2 separate regions of the Homo sapiens genome follow, and region 2 is linked to region 1. Evidence: read pairs that join two places in POLR2A ChIA-PET (ENCODE). Cell type or tissue: Panc1. All regions are shown on one strand. Links, peaks and the distances in the headings refer to the core of each region. The heading gives the core; the rest is flanking DNA.

Region 1 (3,129 bases), core at 1-2,500:
AGCACCTCCCAGGCCTGGGATATCGGGTTCAGAGGGTGCTGCAGAGCAGCATGAGGGTGGCTCCACCCATGAGGCTGGTGACACTGACGCTGGCTTGGCTAAGTTGGCTCAAGCCGGGTCTGGCCTGACAGGGTGCAGTCACACCAGGAGCGCATGGCAGATGCAGCCTCAGTGATGCCTCTCTTGCCGGGTAGGGGCTGGGAGTCCCCGTGCATCCTGTCTCTGGCCCATGAGGGGCTGCAGCACTGTGGGCGCCAGAGCACAGATTAAACTCTCAAACCCACACTGGCTCAGGTGTCCTTGCTCTCACCTTGCATTGGCCCGGGTGATGCCGTCTCACCACGGGTGGGAGGACTCAAAGTAGATGGGTAACTGGGGTTCCAACTCCAGAGCTGGAATGCCAACTGCCCACTCCCAGCCTGGTTCAGAGGAAGATGTTTTGAAGAATGAGGGAAAGCCAGGCACAAAGGGAAGCCAGGGAAGCAAAGGGCCCTGGAGTGAAGCTGGTGGGCTGCCGTGTCAGAGCGCCCAGGGCAGGGAGCAGAGCTCAGAAGTAATGCTGGCCCGGGCGCAGTGGCTCACACCCGTAATCCCAACGCTTTGGAAGGCTGAGGCAGGTGGATTACTTGAGATCAGGAGTTCAAGACCAGCCTGGCCAAAATGGTGAAAACCCATCTCTACTAAAAATACAAAAATTAGCGGGACTTGGTGGCATGTATCTGTAATCCCAGCTACTAGGGAGGCTGAGGCATGAGAATTGTGTGAACCCGGGAGGCAGAGGTTGCAGTGAGCTGAGATCACGCCACTGCACTCCAGCCTGGGGGACACAGCGAGACTCCGTCTCAAAAAAAAAAAAGTTGGGCTAGGCGGGCCCCCGAGGCTGGCCTGACTGTCCCAGGGGCACAGGCTCCAGCAGGCTGCCTGTCTGTGGTCCAGGCTTCAGGAACCCCCGGTCTTGGGTGTGCGGGGGCTGGGAAGTGGCTGGGGGTGCACAGTCCCACACCTGTCATTCACTGAACAGGCACGTATTGACAGCTTGTGGCGTGTCAGGCCCTGTGCCCAACTCTGGGAGTCAAGGATAACCTGACAGACTCAGGCCACTTTAGGAAAACGAAATCCACCCCAACCACACTTAGCGAGTCACCCTGGCCGGGCCTGGGCTGCCCTCCAGTCGGTCAGCCGGACTGGATTTCCACGCGGCCGAGCCCTACGCCTCCCAGACCCTGAGCTCCAGTCTGCACAGGCCAGGTGTCTGGAGCCGGGCCTGGTGACAGGCATCCCCCAGGTGGGAGGAGGGGCTGTCCTGGCTCTGACCTGGATATCAGATCCAGAGCTGAGGGGGAGGCGCAGGGTCAGGAGGGGAGGGGTTCTGTTCTGAGTTTCCCCTGGCCAAGGCTGCAGACAAGGGACGCAGACAATCGGCACATTGTGAGCAGGGGCTGCAGGATGGAACCAGCAAGCTGCTGTGCTGAGCGCCCCAAACCTGGGCCTACAGGGGTGAGTGCCTCCCGTTACTCCTGCAGCAAGGACCCAGGGGGTGCCCCAGGCCACCCAGCCCCTCCCTTCCCCAGCCCACTTGCTCCCTGATGTCTAACCCTCATGACCCTTCTGACCCTGATGCACGCCCAGGTGAAGACCAAGCCCTCCTGCGGGGGCTGGAGAGCCGTGAGCCTGCTCCTGCTGCTGCTGCTGCTGGTGCTGGCCGCTGTGGGGGTTGTGGCTGGAGGGCTTCTTGGCTCTGCTCAGGGCCCTCCCAAGGTGAGCCCCTCCTCAGCACCAGGGACATGGACAGTGGAAAGGGAGAAGGGAAGCTGGCATATCCCAGCCTCCAGCAGAGCAAGGGTGCGGAGCAGGCAGTGACACCACCTAGGAGCAGACAGCCAGAGGACCAAGGGGTGGAAGGGCCCACTCAGGGGTGTCAGGAGTCCTGCAGCCCAGAGCTGGAGGCTGTGCTGGGGTTGCACAGCTGCCCGGCTGAACTCCAACTCCCACTGCCAGCCAAGGCTGCAGACGCTGCGAATGACCCTCCCGAGCCCCCACATGCCCCGGCCCAACCAAACCATCCTGGTGGACGTGGCCCGGAACGCGGCGACCATCACAGTGACCCCACCTCAGAGCAACCACAGCTGGGCGGTGCTGTTCGACGGGCAGAGCGTGAGTGGGCAGGGAGGGGTCACCCTGGCAGGTGTCGGTCTGGGGGGCCCCGCCTCACCCCCCTGCCTCCCCAGGGCTGCATCTGTTACCGCCCTGAGGAGCACCAGGTCTGCTTCCTCCGCCTGATGGAGGACAGTGATCGGGAGACCCTGCGGCTGCTGGTGGATACCTCCAAGGTGAGCCGTCCTGCTGGGCGCAGGCCCGGGCCAGGGGCTAGACAAAGGGTCCTGTGTGCAGCCCAGTACGGGACAGGCTGGAGCTGTGGTTTCAGGGAACAGGAAGCTCTCTCCGCCCTAAGCCCAGGCTGCTGACAAGAGCTGAGGGTGGGGACATCACTGGGGGTTGGAGGGTACCCGGCCCTGCCAAGCCAGGAGCAGGGAGCAGCCCTGTCCCACCGCCCACCAGAGCCTTCTCAACAGGTCCAAGAGGCTTGGGTCCCCAGCCAGGACACCCACCACACCCAGGAGCTGCTGGCAGTGCAGGGGAGCCTCGAAGTGGACCCCGCCCAGGCGGGGGCTTTGGTGCAGCGCCTGTGCATGAGGACCCCCATCTACTGGGCCCGGCGAGCAGAGGGTGAGTCAGGACCGCTGTGGGGGAAGGCCAGGCCCTCGGGATGGTTTGAGGAGCTGGGGGCGGAGCCCTTGGAGATTCACGGCACCCTCGCCACAGGGCCCCGGAGACAGCGGCTGATTTATCTCTGCATCGACATCTGCTTCCCGAGCAACATCTGCGTGTCGGTCTGCTTTTATTACCTCCCAGACTGAGCCCCCGACCTGGCCCAGCCTGGCCCGTCCCCAATCCAGTGGGCTGGCCAGGCCACCTGCACCAGGGAGGACAGCTGCTGGCAGGGACTAATAAACCCTTCCACCTGGCCATGGTGGTGGTGTTCTCTATGGACCGAGGCCCTGAAACGCGGGCAGGGAGGGGCAGAGAACACACTAGCTTGGGGGTGGGCACCAGCCTCAGACCCCTCAG
Region 2 (7,158 bases), core at 1-2,500, 300 kb before region 1:
TCAGGAGGCTGAGGCAGGAGGATTGCTTGAGCCTGGGAGGTTGAGGCTGTAGTGAGCCATGACCACACCACTGCACTCCAGCCTGGGAAACAGAGCAAGACCCTGTCTTGAGGAGGGGAGAAAAAAAAAAAAAAAAAAAAAAGCAGTTGTCTGAATTGGCCAAGTGAAGTCAGAGGTCAGCTCCTGGAGAGCCACAGTAAGCCACGTTTATCCCGAAGAGCCAGGGATAAGCAGGAAAGGCCTAGGCCAGCAATACCGTGTTCTCAATTTCCAGACACCTGCTGGTCAGGCTGCCCAAAGACCTGTGTAGGTCTTGACGGAGAGAGAGGAAAGGAGCTGGGTGCAGAAAAAGGGCTTGGTGGACAAACTCAGGGCTTCAAGGGCAAGCAGCAACAGCTAGAATTTAAGTTCCACATGGGCGGGGATCCCATTTTGTTCACTGCTGTCCTACCAGTACCTGGCACATAGTAAGCGCTCAATCAAGATTGTTTGGATGAATGAGTGACAGCCACAAGCTAATACCCCACAGGTGGCCAGGCAAAATGGAATCTCTGAAGGCATTCTGAGGGCAAAGAACAGAGGAGGCTGGGGGGAAGGGCTCGGCAGCCTGTTGGGAGAAGCCTTGAGTCTGTGGAAAGAGCAGGCGGTGCCTAGGGGGAAGGAGAAGTCTAGACCACTTCTTCCACCACAAATGACCCCTTACTTGCACACGACGGGAAGGCCAGGGCTCACTCACGAATGGCAGACAGGCCCAGGCAGAAGGAGGCCCGCAAGAGAACAGAGAGCTCCAAGCCCCCACCCCACAGGTGTTTACAGTCAGCAGAGACTGTTTGGAGTTCAAACCCTCCACATATCTGCACTAGGAGCCTCCCCAGGCCACCAGGCAGGGTGGGGCAGGGCACGGTCATCAAAGCTAAAACCAGACCTAACCACGGAGGCGGAAATCAGACCAGGCCAGGCCAGTCCACGGAGGCTGAGACTGGGCCAGAACTTAACTCGTCGGACCCACATTCCTGGGCCTAGCCCTAGCCCAAGTGCCATTCTCCCAGGGAGACCAATTGTCACTAAATTGGACGCCCAGGACCTGTCAAGGCCCAATTTCAAAAGCAGGGTGCCACCAAGAACCCTAGAAGGCCCCTTCTCCAAGCCCAGGGAAGCCCCTCCCAACTTCAGGCCTCAGGGAGGGAAAGGAAGGTCATTCATTCACCCCTCCATTCATTAGGACCACAACTGGAAGCCTCAGTCCTGAGGGCAACGACTGGATCCCATAAACTCGGACACCCATGCCACCCTCTCACCCACCTCAGAGCACAGACCCTCTGCAAGCTACACAGCCCCGCCAGCGCCGATGCTGCTGTCTCCCCGCTCCCTCCACTTCCACACACTCCCACCCGGGTCTCCGCGGGCTCTCCGAACCAAGCCCTCAGCCCAGCTTTCCCAAACAGCCCACACAGCGACACGGGTATTGGGCAACTGTAACCAGCTCCAACCGGAAGTACCTGCCTGTGGGTGAGACCCACCTGACCCTCGGGGCCGGCCGCCATAAGGGCGAGGGCTGAGGACCTCCCGTGGGGGACATGGGCTCCCCACCAGCCGGAAAGCTCCAGCGACCGGCTGGGCGTTCCTGGGCCGGACCCGCGCCGCCGCCCGCGCACTGGGGCCTTCGAGGTGTGATGTCACCTGCCCGCAGAATCGGCCCCCCTCGCGCCGCCCCCCTCGCGCCCCCACCCCAGCCTCCCTCTCGCCGCTCCCGGGGCTAATATGGCAGCGGCGCCGCCGCCCCACCCCCGCAACCGCACGACCCGGCTGGCAGGGCCGCCGGCCCGGACCCCCGAGACTCACACCCCGGCCAGGCCCGCACGCCCTGCGCCCCGGACCCCCGGCGGCTCCCCGCAGCCCTCGGGGCGCCGACCCCCGCCCGCTGTCACACGAGGCCCGGGCGCCCCCGACAGCTCGGGATTACGTCAGAGTGACGTCACACACCGGACCCCGGCGAGCTGCGGGCATGAGCAACGCGCGCGCCCCCGCCCCCGAGTCCCTCCCGCCGCCGCGCTCACCGCTGAAGACCATGGCGGCCGAGGCGCCCATGACGGCGAAAAACGAAGCATACTCGGGGCCGCTCTTGGACTCGGACATGTCTGCGGGTGGGGAGGGGGCAAGCTCTGCGGGCCGAGGCGGTGGCGGAGGCGGGGGCGAGGACGGGCCGGGCACGAAGGTTTGCGGGCGGGCGGCGGCGAAGGCGATCCGGCCCGTCAGCCGCTGCGCTCTAAATACCAGCACCGCAGAACAAAATGGCGGCCGCGGCCGCGTCACATGACCTGGGCCCCGCCCCTGCGAGCCGTACCACTTCGCACCGTGGGGGAGACGCGTCCCCGGGACGCCCGGCCGGCCCGTTGACCTCCCCCGGGCTGTGCCGCCCGCCCAGCGACCCGGCCCCGGCGCCCGGCCCCGCCCTGCCTCGGCCTCCGCGGGTGTTTCCGGGCGCCGCCGGCCTCTGGATCTCCGCAGCGTTGGACCGGTCTCGCGCCGGGGCGGGGCGGTGTGGTGTGTGCTTCATTAGCATACGGGGCGGGGCCTCGGACGCCCCGCCTCCTCTGCGGCTGCGCGTCGTCTGCAGGTGTTGGGTTCCCGGCGACGCTTTTCTTTGTACCCCTGGCGTGAAGCTGCAGGCCGTGGTTTCGCGGCCTTGCCCCCAAGACGGGGCCTCACCCCTCCGGGCGCTGGTCTTCCAGGATCTCCCTACCAATCCTGGGCGAGCTAAGGGTCCCAGCAGATGTGCGGCGCGCGGGCCTCCTCTGCCACAGCGTCCGGAAAAGCCCCCAGCCCACACCTGTGAAGTCCCAGCCCGTGGCTGCGGTCACCTCCCTCCACCCTGTCCCCAGTCTCCTCCAGACCCAGACCTACTGCCTCTGACCCAGCAGTTGGTGACTTCACCTCTCGCTTCGGAGAAAAAGGACCCCCTCCCCGCACCTGTCTCTGCCTTTGCATCAGGGACCCAAACATTAGTGGGGTGTGTCTCTGCCCCTCAAGATGTAGGCATGACTGGTGGAAGCCCTGTCGGAACTGCGACCTCTGGAGGCCCCCCGGGCTCTGCACGTTCTGGCGTCCTGGTCCTCCCACCTGTCCTTGCAGCCACCCACTCACGCAAAGCCTGCACCTTCAGGGCCATCTTTCTGTCTTTCTGGAGCAGTTGGAGCGGTTCCCGCAGCCGTGAAAGCAGCCCAGCCAGGGCTGGCGCTGCCCTACTGATCCTGTGTGGCAGTCCCTGGCACCCCCTCTGCCTGATCTCCATTCCCCCTTTCAGGGGCCCTGGGCAGCTGCCACCAGGCCTGAGTGTCCTTTGAGCTCTAAGGCCTCATCCTGGGTTAGAGCTCTCCCTGAGTAGCCTGGATGCTGGCTCATCACCTTCTCTATGTAGGCAATGGGGTCATGGCCCCTGGTCTGGCCCTCCTGCTGGACTCAGCCCCACCTTCCCCAGCAGGAGCCTCCCTCAAGCCCCTTCCCCAGGCTAGCCTGGGTCTGCCACTCTTGGAACTTGCAGCCCGTGAAAGTCCCTAAGTCTGTCCTGGTTCAAAGGAGAGGAGGCAACAGATACGGCCAGAGGCCCTTTCTGCTCCTCCCTCTTTCTTGCCCGGCCCTTGTTTCTGAGAAGACGAATCTTCACTCTGTCTCCACCTCCTCACCTGCCCTTCCCTCTCCAGCTCCTTGCCCTTGCCAAGGTCACTGGTGACCGCCATTTCTCTAAGCAGAAGGACATCTGTCAGGCTGTCCAAGTGGACCTCTGTGCTGCGTGGCCTGCCACCCTCTCCACACACTCTCCTCTCTCCTGCGGACTTCCTAAATCTCAGACGCCCTCATTCTTCCTGGAGTCACAAGGCCCTGTAGCCCCAATTTTGCTGCAGGTCCTGGCATACCCAGGGCTACCCCTAGCTCTGCCCTTCCCCTGCTTGATCCCATCCTTTCCCTGGCTTTGTCCCCCATCTTACGCCGTCTTGTCCCTCACCTGCACCATTCCAGCCCCGACCGCCCTCTGAGTGAGAGCAACACCAGTGCCTGCCCCCATAACTCCAAGCCCTCCAGGAAAGCCTAGGCCAGGAAGGCTGTGCCTGGGGCCGAATTCAGACCAAGGAAAGGTGGCGCAGAGCAGCCCACCATGGAGAAACAGCACAGTCCAAGCTCAGGGGTGGGCTGGGCACGGTGGCTCCCGCCTGTAATCCCAGCACTGTGGGAGGCCGAGGCAGGAGGATTGCTTGATCCCAGGAGTTTAAGACCAGCCTGGGCAACAAAGTGAGACCTCGTCTCAAACAAAACATTGTAGGGTGGGCAAAGAGCACCTAACTCCATTGTGGCTGAAACACCAGGACTGGGGACATGGGGACGTGGAGAGACTTCCCTCTTGCAGGAGCAGGGAGTGGGTCAGCTGTGCTCACTGGCCTCTTACCCATTCATTTTCTGCCTAAGTTCTAGTGTGAGAGGTCACACCGGGTCTCCAGTGTGGCTCCTGACACTTCAAGCTGGCGTGTCTGAAGCTGAGCTCGCCCCCACCCCTTCACCACCACCTTCCACTGGGCTATTTCCATTCCCGCAGAAGGCACGCCCATCCCCCCGCAGCCTGACGTCACGCCACTGCTCCCTCCCCACTCTGTATTACTCAGGATCCCGAGATCCTGCCTCCCCAGCTTGTGTCCGCGCCCGCGCCCCTGCCCCTGCCGCTGCCTGGCCTAGGTCTTCTCATCGCCTACCCCCAATCAACCGAGTCTTCACCTTAAAGCCACAGGTTCTTTCCAAAGGGCACTTTCCATCCTGGAATCCTTCGGCCCCTCAAGAGCCCTCCCTGGTCCCCTCCCGCTTCTCATCACCAGCCCCCCAACGTGTCTGCATCACCTGTGTCTGCACCAACTCTCTTCCTCACTCCCTACTTAAGAAATGCACCTCAGTTGGCGGGGTGCCTATAATCCCAACATTTTGGGAGGCCGAGGCGGGTGGATCACGAGTCAGGAGATGGAGACCTCCTGGCTAACACAGTTAAACCCTGTCTCTACTAAAAATACAAAAAATTAGCTGGGCGTGGTGGCACACACCTGTAATCCCAGCTACTGCAGAGGCTGAGGCAGGAGAATCGCTTGAACCCGGGAGGCGGAGGTTGCAGTGAGCTGAGACAGCCTCACTGCATTCCAGCCTGGGCGACAGAGTGAGACTCTGTCTCAAAAAAAAAAAAAAAGAAATGGGTCTCAGTATTTAGAACACCACCTCCTCCAGGAAGCCCCCACTTTCCTTCCCCTCCTTCTTCCTCCTCAGACACCCCCTTCAGGCCTCTCTGGATGCTCCCCTCACACTCTGTGATTTTTTTTTTTTTTTTTTTGAGATGGCGTCTCACTCTGTCACCCAGGCTGGAGTGCAGTGGCGCGATCTTGGCTCACTGCAACCTCCACCTCCCGGGTTCAAGCGATTCTCCTGCCTCAGCCTCTGGAGTAGCTGGGACTACAGGCGCCGGCCACCACGCCCGGCTAATTTTTTGTATTTTTAGTAGAGATGGGGTTTCACCGTGTTAGCCGGGATGGTCTCGATCTTCTGACCTCGTGATCCACCTGCCTCGGCCTCCCAAAGTGCTGGGATTACAGGCGTGAGCCCACGCCCAACCTCTGTGATTTTTTTTTTCCGCTCACTGCCTCCCCCACTGAGGGTCGCTGTGACTCTTTTTCTGTGTCCTTGACCTGGTAGGGTGCCAGACACACACAGGAGAGATTTCCTGAGCACCAGGGTGGGCCAGGCCCTGTCTGGGCACCGTCACCCCTCACTCTCACCGTGACCCTCATTTTCTGGTCAGCGAAACAGGCCTCAGAAGGTTAAGAGCCTTGCCAGGCATCCAGCTAGCAGCTGCCAAGGGAACCTGAAACTGGAGCTCCAGGGCCTGCCTCTGTGGTGGGCTCCACAGATGACTGATGACCAGTGACAGGTCTAGGAAGGACCCAGATCTCCTTCTCCTTGGTCTCCCAGCACCGGGCAGGACCCCAGGGTGGAGTGGACTCTGGGGTGGGGATGGCCAGGGACACACATCTCTCTCCTCCCTCACAGCTACGTCCCCCCTGGCGTGAAACCACAAGTCACGAGCCCCTGGCCTGTCACTGCTACAGCAGCGGGGATTTCCAGGAACTGGGGGAGGGGCTTTGAGAAACTCAGGTCAGAGACCCCAACAGAAGCCGTAGAGAAATGTAGGGTGGGCTTCTGCAGGAGGGACCAGCAGCATTTTGCAGAGACCCCGGCAAGGGTAGGGGAGGATGGGGATAAAGAGACAAGGAATAAAGTCCCAAGAGTGACTGGGGAGATCAACTTCTCCGGAAGAAGCCATCACAAAGGGCTGGGGGGCAGCCTCATCTGCAGATGACAGTGTCCCTGCAGGCACCTGCTCCTGGAGACAGCTATCCTTCTGAGTTGCCCTGAGGACACACCCAGAGGGGCACAATGCTGGGAGATGGCACTGGGCACTCTTGACCTGCTTCCAGGAGAGCCATGTGTGGCCCCAGCAGGGCCGGAGGAAATGGGCCAAGAACACAGGTGTACCATCAGGGGTATGACCAAAGGTGCTTTATTTTCTTATCATTAAAAGTTAAGGCTTAAACAATGATACAGTGAAGTTTTTTGTTTTTTGTTTTTTGTTTTTGAGATGGAGTCTCACTCTGTCACCCAGGCTGGATTGCAGTGGCGCAATCTCAGCTCACCGCAAGCTCTGCCTCCCATGTTTAAATAAAATAAAATGCCAGAGGTAAAGACAACGTGGTGCAAGTAGGACTCGGCACCGTACAAGCTGCTTGGTGCAAGGAGGCTCCCCAAAGTCGAGGGCGGCAGGGGAGGTGGAGCCCTGAGCTGCTCCCGCTGGACAGCAGGCACTGAGGGGGCAAGAGGTTGGAGGCAGACGACTGCAATGACCCCAAGGACAGGGCAGCTCCCCCTTCTCGCTCACCCCAAGCTTTCAGGGTTGATGGAAAAGGGCCTGAGTGGGCCCTCCTCTTTGAGGACCCAGTGGGGTGGGCAGGGAGTCCAGCCGGCCCTGACCACTAGGCAGCAGTGTTCGGCGTTTCTTCTGCAGGCAGGTGGGCAGGTGGAGGACCCCATTGGCTCACAGGTGCTATAGTAGCCATTGGGTTTTTTTGGACACAA

Evidence for each region. ChIA-PET counts read pairs that join two places held together with the same protein. Peaks named below come from ENCODE experiments on the same cell type or tissue, not always from the same donor. Only the 100,000 strongest peaks of a DNase experiment are listed, where the experiment ranks them.
Region 2: POLR2A ChIA-PET joins it to region 1 with 14 read pairs; 5 of 35 experiments call an interaction of 5 or more read pairs at or near these places.

The regions. Positions count from the first base shown.
Region 1 is chr16:2,209,151-2,212,279 of GRCh38, reverse strand. BRICD5 (BRICHOS domain containing 5) reads left to right here and starts at 1,417. Exons shown (of 6, transcript NM_182563.4): 1 at 1,417-1,497; 2 at 1,630-1,758; 3 at 1,999-2,154; 4 at 2,229-2,330; 5 at 2,574-2,727; 6 at 2,824-3,027. The coding sequence starts at 1,447. The coding sequence ends at 2,918. It overlaps PGP (phosphoglycolate phosphatase), which reads left to right. Exons shown (of 2, transcript NM_001042371.3): 2 at 1-687. It overlaps MLST8 (MTOR associated protein MLST8), which reads right to left. Exons shown (of 9, transcript NM_022372.6): 9 at 2,827-3,129. RefSeq lists an enhancer at 1-532 and a silencer at 1,972-2,162. In Panc1, for the core only: no CTCF peak of the experiment used is centred there; no DNase peak of the experiment used is centred there; H3K27ac peaks cover 571 bases.
Region 2 is chr16:2,509,082-2,516,239 of GRCh38, reverse strand. ATP6V0C (ATPase H+ transporting V0 subunit c) reads right to left here and starts at 2,288. Exons shown (of 3, transcript NM_001694.4): 1 at 2,058-2,288. The coding sequence starts at 2,136. RefSeq lists silencers at 1,533-1,672, 2,093-2,572 and enhancers at 3,478-3,772, 4,563-5,166, 6,164-6,233, 6,294-6,403. In Panc1, for the core only: no CTCF peak of the experiment used is centred there; no DNase peak of the experiment used is centred there; H3K4me3 peaks cover 2,259 bases; H3K27ac peaks cover 1,628 bases.